Linked DNA regions of Homo sapiens: region 1 is linked to region 2. A link is a loop called in an ENCODE intact Hi-C map of the cell type or tissue named here. Cell type or tissue: GM12878. All regions are shown on one strand. Each heading gives the region's core, and the rest is flanking DNA. Links, peaks and the distances in the headings are about the cores only.

The links. Peaks named below come from ENCODE experiments on the same cell type or tissue, not always from the same donor. Only the 100,000 strongest peaks of a DNase experiment are listed, where the experiment ranks them.
Region 1: it touches region 2 in a loop (3-fold over the local background); 10 of 110 quality-filtered maps call a loop at or near these places.

What each region holds. Positions count from the first base shown.
Region 1 is chr18:69,957,684-69,962,307 of GRCh38, forward strand. It overlaps a transcript of CD226 not described here. Among named protein-coding and RNA genes, the nearest start is that of CD226, 12 kb to the left of the region's middle. In GM12878, for the core only: a CTCF peak has its summit at 2,185; no DNase peak of the experiment used is centred there; H3K4me3 peaks cover 807 bases; H3K27ac peaks cover 1,814 bases.
Region 2 is chr18:69,895,117-69,900,228 of GRCh38, forward strand. CD226 (CD226 molecule) reads right to left here. Exons shown (of 6, transcript NM_001303618.2): 3 at 585-929. Among named protein-coding and RNA genes, the nearest start is that of CD226, 50 kb to the right of the region's middle. In GM12878, for the core only: no CTCF peak of the experiment used is centred there; DNase peaks (open chromatin) are centred at 1,505, 2,745 and 3,655; H3K4me3 peaks cover 1,432 bases; H3K27ac peaks cover 2,223 bases.

The sequences.
Region 1 (4,624 bases), core at 561-4,560, 63 kb after region 2:
TGGTCTCTTCTGCTGGACCACCGCATATACGAAAGCAAGGGAGAAGAAAGTGCAATACTGCCTCTCAAGACACAAGTGTTTACTAAGACTTATTGTGGGCCAGAGGTAGCCAGAGTAGCCTTCTCAAACACCTGCCTGACTCTCGTCACTCCCTTCAATGCCTCACTGTCCCCAAGAGAATATCCAAATGTCTTACTGACTTGCAAGGCCTGCGTCATTGATGACTGCCATTTTCCCAGTGTTATGTCTTATAAGTCTTCTGCTCACTCCTAGCCTTTATTGCTCATCCAACTTACATTGTGTAATTTGAGGACAATGCTCTAATGGGGCAGGGCCTTTGCACGTGGAGTTTCCTCACCTCTTATCCCTCTCCCATCCAGCAGGTCTCAGCTCCAATGTATCTTATACTCTCCCTGGGGCCCACATCTGTCCTGTGAGTTTCCTGAGAACCCCAAATATGTCCTCACTGAAATACTTGCCACATCCTATTATGCCTATTCACTCGCTGCATTTTTTACTAGAGCCTGACAGGCACTTCCAGGCCCAGGTAAAGTCTCTTATCCCTGCTCTATCAGATCCTTGCACAGGGCCCTTGACCATGCCAGGTGCTCAGTCAGCACTTGTAGAATAGGACGAAGCCATGCAATGACTTCCATCTGTAAGGTTTCCATATTGTGATCACAATCCCAATTCCATCTTGTTTCCAATCTGCCATCGTTGGGGCTGCTTTTTTGCCTCAATTTTCGATTTTCTCAAGGAAAAAGACAAAAACAGTCTTGACCCAAAACACCCACTGATTTTTGCAGGACACACCCAAAGACAAGTTTTCTTTTGAGTCAAAACTCTTCCTCAAAATTATTCAGTGGGCCCTGAAGTGAACCTCACACATCGGCTGAAACAGTCACCGTCTACCCACGTGGTTCACAATAGGGTGAATGCAAATCCTATCTATCGTGACAGTAGCTGCTGCTCATACCTACAGGGACCTAGCTTGAAAGTATCTTTTGCTTACTCCCTGACTCACAAAATGCAGATTGATACAGGCTGGGGGGTTTTCCCAAATTAGTTTTTCATGGTCACTCCCTAATTCAGTGTTCACAGGCAAACACACACACACACACACACACACACACACACACACACACATCCTTCTCCTTATCACCCATAATAAAGCTATTGCTATTTTGTTTTTTATTTTTATTATTTAGCTATTGCTATTTTTAAGGGAGGCACAATGGAGATACCTTTTGTTGTTTCTCTGTAGAGGTTTATCCTCTCTGGTTTATTTAGCTTCCTCTTGGAGGCTCTCGAAATATGGTAATAAATACAAAGAACCCAAGACTTAGCTTTGAATCATTTCCAAAGAAACACAGGCATCCCAGTATCTTGGCCCCAAGGATGCAACATTGTTCCCCCAACATGGTAACTACAGAATTTTACTCAGCAAACAGGGGAAATGTTGAAATATCACATGATCGATAATAAATTACAAAACAAACAATAAAAATAACCTGAGACAAATTAAATTGCCCTATCCCTCCAGAGAACAGATGTCCTAAATGTTCTAACCAGCAGAACAAATGGACGTAAAGAGGGAAAGCAGTGAGATAGAATGAAGATTACCACTCAGAGATCAACAAGAGCCCTCTCTCCAACATTTTTTCATGACCCTTGCAAAAGGCTTTTTGAACAACTTAAAGCAAAGACACTCTTCAACCTTACCAGTTGCTGACAGAAGCAGGAAACAGCAAAAGTCATCACATCCCTAGTTGCAGCATCGCATCAGCTACCTCCTTCCTCTTTTTTTCTAAGGTCACCAAGGCACTAACTTGCTGTTCTAACAAAGGGTAAGGAAAGAAAGAATCAAGCATTTGCTCTGCCTTTCCTGTACAAATTATAATTCAAGGTGACCCGAGTTTCTCTTTATAGGAAAATTCAGCTACTAAGTGGAAAAAACAATCATAGTTATTTTTTAAGTCACCATTTTGCAACCCCTATTAAAATAATAGATGGAGACAATTGTTAATAGATGCTAAAACCATGAGGTGGAAGGTTAATGGGGAACCCTATGATGAAACGTGCTGCTGACTGACGATACCTGAGCCCTCAGATCAGCCGTAATCTTGCTAAATATGGCACAGCCAGGCATGAGAGGGACTCCCAACACGATGCAGCAGGAAGAAAGCAGCGCCACCTAGGAAGTCCTCTTCCCCGAGTAGCTGAGCCTGAATGCAGCCAAGCCTCTAGAAGTAACCAGCAGTGCATAGAAAATGCAGGCAATGGCTGGGCACGGTGGTTCACACCTGTAATCCCAGCACTTTGGGAGGCCAAGGCAGGCGGATCACATGAAGTTCGAGACCAGCCTAGCCAATATGGTGAAACCCCGTCTCTACTAAAAATACAAAAATTAGCCAGTTGTGGTGGTGCACGTCTGTAATCCCAGCTACTTGGGAGGCTGAGGCACGAGAACCACTTGAACCTGGGAGGCAGTGGTTGTAGTGAGCCAAGATTGTGCCACTGCACTCCAACCTGGGTGACAGAGCGAGACTCCATCTTAAAAAAAAAAAAAAGAAAAGAAAAGAAAAAGAAAATAAAAAGAATACAGGCAATAAAAGACTGAGTTAAAGGACACTACGAGACCACAAGGAAGCAACGAACTGAACATAGAAAGCAGGAGCTACTGCAGAACAAACATCTCAGTTTCCTCCAGCAACAAAAGGCAATTATGATGAACACAACCAGTAAATGCCAAAAAGATACTTGACAATTTTCGTTGTTGTTGTTGAGATGGAGGCTTGCTCTATTGCCCAGGCTGGAGCACAGTGACACGATCTTGGCTCACTGCAACCTCCACTACCTGGGTTCAAGTGATTCTCCTGCCTCAGCCTCCCAAGTAGCTGGGATTACAGGCATGCACCAACACGCATGGCTAATTTTTGTAATTTTAGTAGAAACAGGGTTTTGCCTTCTTGGCCAGGCTCGTCTTGAATTCCTGACCTCAAGTGATCCGCCTGCCTCGGCCTCCCAAAGTGCTGGAATTACAGGCATGAGCCACTGTGCCTGGCCAGATACTTGATAATTTTAAATATCCTTTCCTGGGAAAGACTTACAGCAATTTTACAATTTCATCAGCATGATAAAGAAAATTTATGAGAAACTAACAGCAACCTTGATAGTGAGACACTAGAAAAATCTCAATTCAATTTTGAAATAAGACAAGGATGGCCACAATCACTGTCAATATTTAACATATTCTGGAGGTTTTAACTAAATGTAATGGATTTTAAAAAGGAATAGGAGCTGTAAACCTTGAAAATTATTTAAAATGTAGGATTTGTAGGTGATCCACCTAGAGAACATGGTCAAATAAAACAGAAAAGAATTTAATAAGCTGCCTAGCAAAATAATTTTATAAGACTCAGTAGCTTTATTGTATATCCTATCCAAAAGAACAGCAAAATTTACACGTGTATGTATATGTAGGTATAATTGTGTGCCTGTGTGAATATATATGAATGTACCTCAAGAATTTGTAGGATTTAAACAAAGAAATTTGCTAATTTATCAAAGGAAATAAAAGAAGTCTTGAATAAATGGAGGTATGTCCTATGCTCCTCTATGGCAAGACCCAATTTTGAGAATGCATCAAAAATATTTTTTTAGTTACCTGGAATTTTATACTCTTTTACATTATTAAGCAGGTCAGGCTATGAATGGCTATTCATGAGGCACTTATTGACGGCACTCTGCAAAAAGGTCTTCACCTAGTATATTGTGGAAATGTTATATGTTTGCACAATCAATCATTGAAGACCTTTTACAACACACATATCCCCATGAAAGTAAGCAATGGATGAACTGCTGTGAAAGGTGCTCCCTGGAGCAGAAATCCACACCCTGGTTCTTACCTGGTTTTAGCATTGCCAAGGGCCCAGCAAACTTCACCCACGACTCCCTTGGCCACTGTTCTTTTCTTCCTCCACTGTTTTTAGTCCCCCTCTCTTGAGGGTCTCAAGGTTTCAAGGAAATAAGTACTTACACACACACCTTAAGGACTCCAGACCTCAAGCATCAGGCCCGGGTAAGTGCTAAGTTCTTCTTTGGGAATTTTTCTAAATGACACCAGGAAGCAGCAGCCAGCAGTACAGCTATATGGACAAACAGGGACTTGCAGATACCCACTATCTCTTTCCCCCAGTCCCAGTTCCCTGACAAAGCTCATGCCTTTCTCCTCTGCATTCCACATCCCTTTCTGCTGCAACTATTTGATAACATTGCACACTGCATTGTGGCTACTTAGTAAAGTGGGCGAGAGCTGCCATCCTGTAAGTATAAGAGTGTGAGCTTTGCAGAGAGACTTGGGTTCAAATCCTGTTCCACGCCTGGCTAGCTGTGGGACCTCCAGTCCTCAGCACATTGATGGCAGTGCAGATCCCAGCTAGGCCACAGCTGATCGTCCAGGAAGGCAGCCCCCACCTCATGTTACCCGTGGCCCAGTGGGCTCCACTCTTGTCGGGGTCCACTGAGGGTCTTTTAACACTCTCAGTGTCAAAAAGGTTGTTTTGCCTCCTGAGCTCTCAATACTGCTGTATCTCAGATTATTTAAAGAAAATTTCATTTTCCA
Region 2 (5,112 bases), core at 473-4,472:
GGGATCTGCAAGGTCAAACCTATTTTCCTAGTAATATTAAGATGCAACATCAGTCTGTTTCTGCATCCACATCTGAAAAAGACTGAGAGAAAAAAAGGCTCCTGTCTGGCAAACTGGCAACCGCATTCTCAAACACCTGCTGAAATGCACTCAACGCAGCCCTGCTTCAGCCATATCAACCTAGCACTGTCTTGTATTGCTGGGGTATGTGGGGATTCTAACACCTTATCACCACCATCAAAAATATTCATGTAATTGGGAAGATAGGAGTTCTACAGCTGAAACCTGAAGGCTGGTAATACCATATGTTTTTCAGCCCTTTACGAATTTCTTTTTTAAGCTTCAGGATGGTGGCAGATAAGAAAATTGGAAAGATTTTTATTGCTGTATCTGATTGATGGATTCACAAGATAAAGAAACCCTCAATACTAGAATAATGGCCAACTCACCTAAATTCAGCCATTTAAAAAAATGCTGAATATGCGCATTAAATGAACATGTTTACCATAAATAAAAACAGAGACCAGCCCACGGGGCTGGCTTTTTCCATGTTTGATACCAGAAGATGTCTGGTGCTCACTCACCCTCGGCTACAGTCAATCTCATCACGAAGGTTTCGTTTTCTCCTGCGCTGGCCTGCAAGTAGCAGCGGTAAAGCCCCGAGTCTGAGACTGTGACATCGGGGATGACGATGACGCTCCACCTTCCGTGGCTGCAGTTGCTCACTATTTGTCTTGGGAACTTGGAGGTGAAATTTCTGCCATGGACCAAGTTGCAGTAAGTTAAGAGGTCGATCTGACGGGGCTGGATCTTTTCCCACCTCACTGCCTGCACAGGCCACGTCATCTGAGGCTGACAAGTGAGTGTGACATTCTTTCCAGGTTCCGAAACAATGTGGCTATTTGATGGCACAGCTGCCTCAAAACTATCTGAAAAGAAGAAGCAAATGATTAGATACAGGTTGTCAAATTTTGGGACACCCAACTGGAAGATACTTAATCATAAAAATAATTGGTGATGTTACCTAACACAGTTCTTCCGTTGTGAATGACCTCTTTATACTACTTTTTTTTTTTTTTTCCTGAGACGGAGTCTTGCTCTGTCACCCAGACTAGAGTGCAGTGGTGTGATCTCGGCTCAATGCAACCTCCACCTCCCAGGTTCACGCCATTCTCCTGCCTCAGCCTCCTGAGTAGCTGGGACTATAGGCGCCCGCCACCGCGCCCGGCTAATTTTTTGTATTTTTAGTAGAGACGGGCTTTCACCGTGTTAGCCAGGATGGTCTCAATCTCCTGACCTTGTGATCCGCCCACCTCGGCCTCCCAAAGTGCTGGGATTACAGGCATGAGCCACCGCACCCAGTTGTGAATGACACATTCTTGTAAGAGAAAGGGTTTTTTTTGTTTTTTGTTTTTTGTTTTTAAGTCCGGGAGATAAATAGAAAAGAGGATATGATTGTTCACACATAGTTCCATAAGTGTTACTTGGTTAACCATGTAGTGAGAAACACAGCCAAAACCCCTGGTGCTTTTCTTGGTATCATATCAAGAGGCTGAATTTTACAAAGAGACTGTTAGGCAATAATGCTGGGCTGGTGTCTCTGACACTGACCTACAGTATCAAATGTTCAGGTTATAATCATTCTGGCTAAGATTCTGACAGTTATGAAAAAGATACCAAATCATTCTCACTGAATATACACATGATCTCATTCTTCAGATATACAGGGTTGTCTTACACATGGGTAGAGTAGGGCCCCACATGTGGTATCAATTCTTGATACCATGAAAGTCCAGTATTCTCCCACCTTCCTCACACCATTTCTGGAATTCCTACCATAAAGTACTCAGTAATTGTCACTAAATATCTAAGTCCATGGTCCTTAGAGTGTGTTTGGGGGCCCTGGGCATCTCTGTGTCCCTTTAGGGGATATGCCAGTTCAAATCTATTTTCCTAGTGATATTGAGAGGAAATTCCCCCTCTTCACTCCAGTTCTCTCACAGGTATACAGTAGATATTTCCAGAGGCTCTGCCAGCTAGTGGTATGCATGCTTGAAAATTCTTGTGTTTTAAATTTTGCTCAATATTGATTTCTAATACAGTAAACATGACAGATATAGCGTACATAAACAAACACTCCCTGAGGGCCTTCAGTAATTTTTAAAATAGCATAAAGGGGTCTTGAGACCAAAAAGTTTGGGAACCCGATCTAAAGAATAAACTGTGGTAACTCTTTCTTAAAATTAAGATAACCCAGCAAGGTAACAAGTGGATCTATTTATTAGTGATGAACACCTTCTTTCTTCTGATGGCATCACTAATGCCAACAAATCCTGACCTGCTATTTCAGTAGAGTGAGGCCTGGGCAGTAATGATGTCACAAAACTCTCTGGCACTAAGGGAGAAATGCAAAAAGTGGGAAGTCATCTGTCACTTCAACTATGTGACAGTTTCACTCAGGACTGGCCCAGGAGCCATTGTCTTGGCATACAAACAAAAGAAAAAAGAAATAGAGAAAGAGAGAAAGGAAGGAGGGAAGGAGAAAAAGAAGAGAGAAAAAGAAAAAAGGAGGGAGGAAGAAAAAAGGAAGGAAAGGAGACAGAGAAACAAAAGAGATGTCACATTTCGAAAGAGAGAATGAAAGCAAGTCTAAAGTGCAGTAAGATTTGCCATCTATTGAACTAGAATATCATGGCTACGATAGTTTCAGCCGCACCAAAAACTAGCTTCTCATCTTCAGCATGCGGTTCCATGTGTCAAAATGTTGTAAAAAGAAAACCACAGCACTCCAGCTTTCTCCTCTGTACAACCGTTTACCAAAGGTAGCACTTTACCCACATAACACACACCCGGAAAACATTTCGTCTCTAAGTAATAAAGCAACACAAGAAAAGGGGAAGAAAGAAAAGCAAAGGAAGAAAATTCATTAAAAAAGGGAAAAAAGGAAATAAAAGCTTAAAAGAAACAAAAGGAAAATTAAAATAAAAATTAAAACAGGGAAAGGAAGACGTGAGAAAAGAAGGAAATGCGTGACAACATAAAATCAGATGCTAGCACACCATGTGGAGAAATGAAAGAACATAAAAGAAATGAAAAAAAGGAGGAGAAATCGACTTTCATGTGAGCCCTTCTGGTCCCTGGGAAGTAAGAGGCAGCGTGAATGCGTGTCCTCAGTGCTCACACGCACAACTGTTTTGTGTTTTTCTTCTTCTTCTCTCTGGATGCCGCCCCGTCCAATCTCAGGAGTTTCCTTTGTCTGCCTATCTAACCAAAACCATGCTGTCAGGCCCCCGTGAACCTGCCGACTCAGGTAGAAACAGGGGTCTACTCATAGCCGTGTCTGCATTTTCACAAAGGACAATGCAGGAAGCAATGGGGAAAATCCTAGAGGGGATGCAGCTGTCTTTGGGGAGCAAAGTGCAGGGAGGTTACAGCAGAGGCTCCATGTGAGGACCTAGACCCGCCTCTCAATAGACTCAGCCTGGAGGTGAAAGAAGTGGTTCCCAACCCTAGAGCCAGGTGGTTCAGAAGCTCAGAGTAGCCCCTGATTAACCTTTCCTGACAAACAGAGTAACTGATTGGTGTTAGATGAAAATCAAGACCTATTACGAGGTCGGCCAAACCTGCCTTGCCTCAGATATTGCTTGTGGCTTCTCAGACCACAGGCTCTTCCTGCAAAGCTCAGTGGAAGGCAGCTCAAAATGACCTTGAAAAGAACTGCCAGAAAGAGCCCACACAAACAAGAGAACCGTGGGATCCTGATGAACTTGGAATTGGAAAGTGGATTCACGTGAAACAGACCAAAATGTCGTAGTTAATTGGGAAGAAAAAAATTTGATTTCAATAAAACAAATACAAATAATGAAAACCAGCTTATACTTATATGTAGCTACGTATTAATACTTAGAATAAACATTGAATAGACTGTGTTGTTTTCCCATGATTTTTATTGCAGGATATCATGATTAAATATTCTCTATTTTGTATGTGGCTTCTCTGGCTTGACCACAAATCATCCTTGGAAATTATTTCAGTGCTTCATCACTTTTCCAACCACTGCTCATGTCCTGGGTACCCCAAACATTGCTGGGTACATCTTCACATCATGCCACTGCCCCTGCCCACTAGCGCCTCCCTGGCTACTGACCTGTCCTCCTCACCATCCTCACTGGTCAACAGTTCTGCATATGCAGTTTGAGCAGCTCTGCAAAATCCTTCACCCACTTCACAAAACCCTGAGTCATTTTACTGTCAGCTTCGTAAACCCAAGCCTCTGTATAGCTAGACCATTTTACACTGCTCTGTACTTAGCACCTAGAACCATGCTTGGCATAAAGTAGAGAAGTCAATCAATATTTTTTGGATAAAAAATTTGCCAACCTAAAGAATGGGAGGAAATATTTGCAAACTATGCATCTGACAAAGGTCTAATATCCAGCATCTATAAGGAAGTTAAGCAAATTTACAAGAGGAAAACGACCCCATTAAAAAGTGGGTAAAGGACACAAACAGACACTTCTCAAAAGAAGACATATACGTGGCCAACAAGCATATGACAAAAAGCTCAATATCACTCATCATTACAGAAAGGCAAACCAAAATGACAATGAGACACCATCTCATACCAGTCAGAATGGCTATTACTAAAAAGGCAAAACATTACAGATGCTGGTGAGGTTGCAGAGAAAAGGGAACACTTATACACTGTTGGTGGGAGTGTAAATTAATTCAACCATTGTGGAAAGCAGTATGGCAATTCCTCAAAGAGATAAAAGCAGAACTACCATTTGACCCAGCAATCCCATTCCTGGGCATATACCCAGAGGAATATAAATCATCCCACTATAAAGACACATATGTACATGAATGTTCACTGCAGCACTAATCACAATAGCAAAGACATGAAATCAACCTAAACGTCCATCAGTGACAGATGGGATAAAGAAAATGTGTTACATATTCATCATGGAATACTATGCAGCCATAAAAAAGAATGAGATCATATGTTTTGTGGGAACATGGATGCAGCTGGAGGCTATTATCCTCAGTAAACTAATGCAGGAATTGAAAACCAAATACCACATGTTCTCACTTTCAAATGGGAGCTAAAGG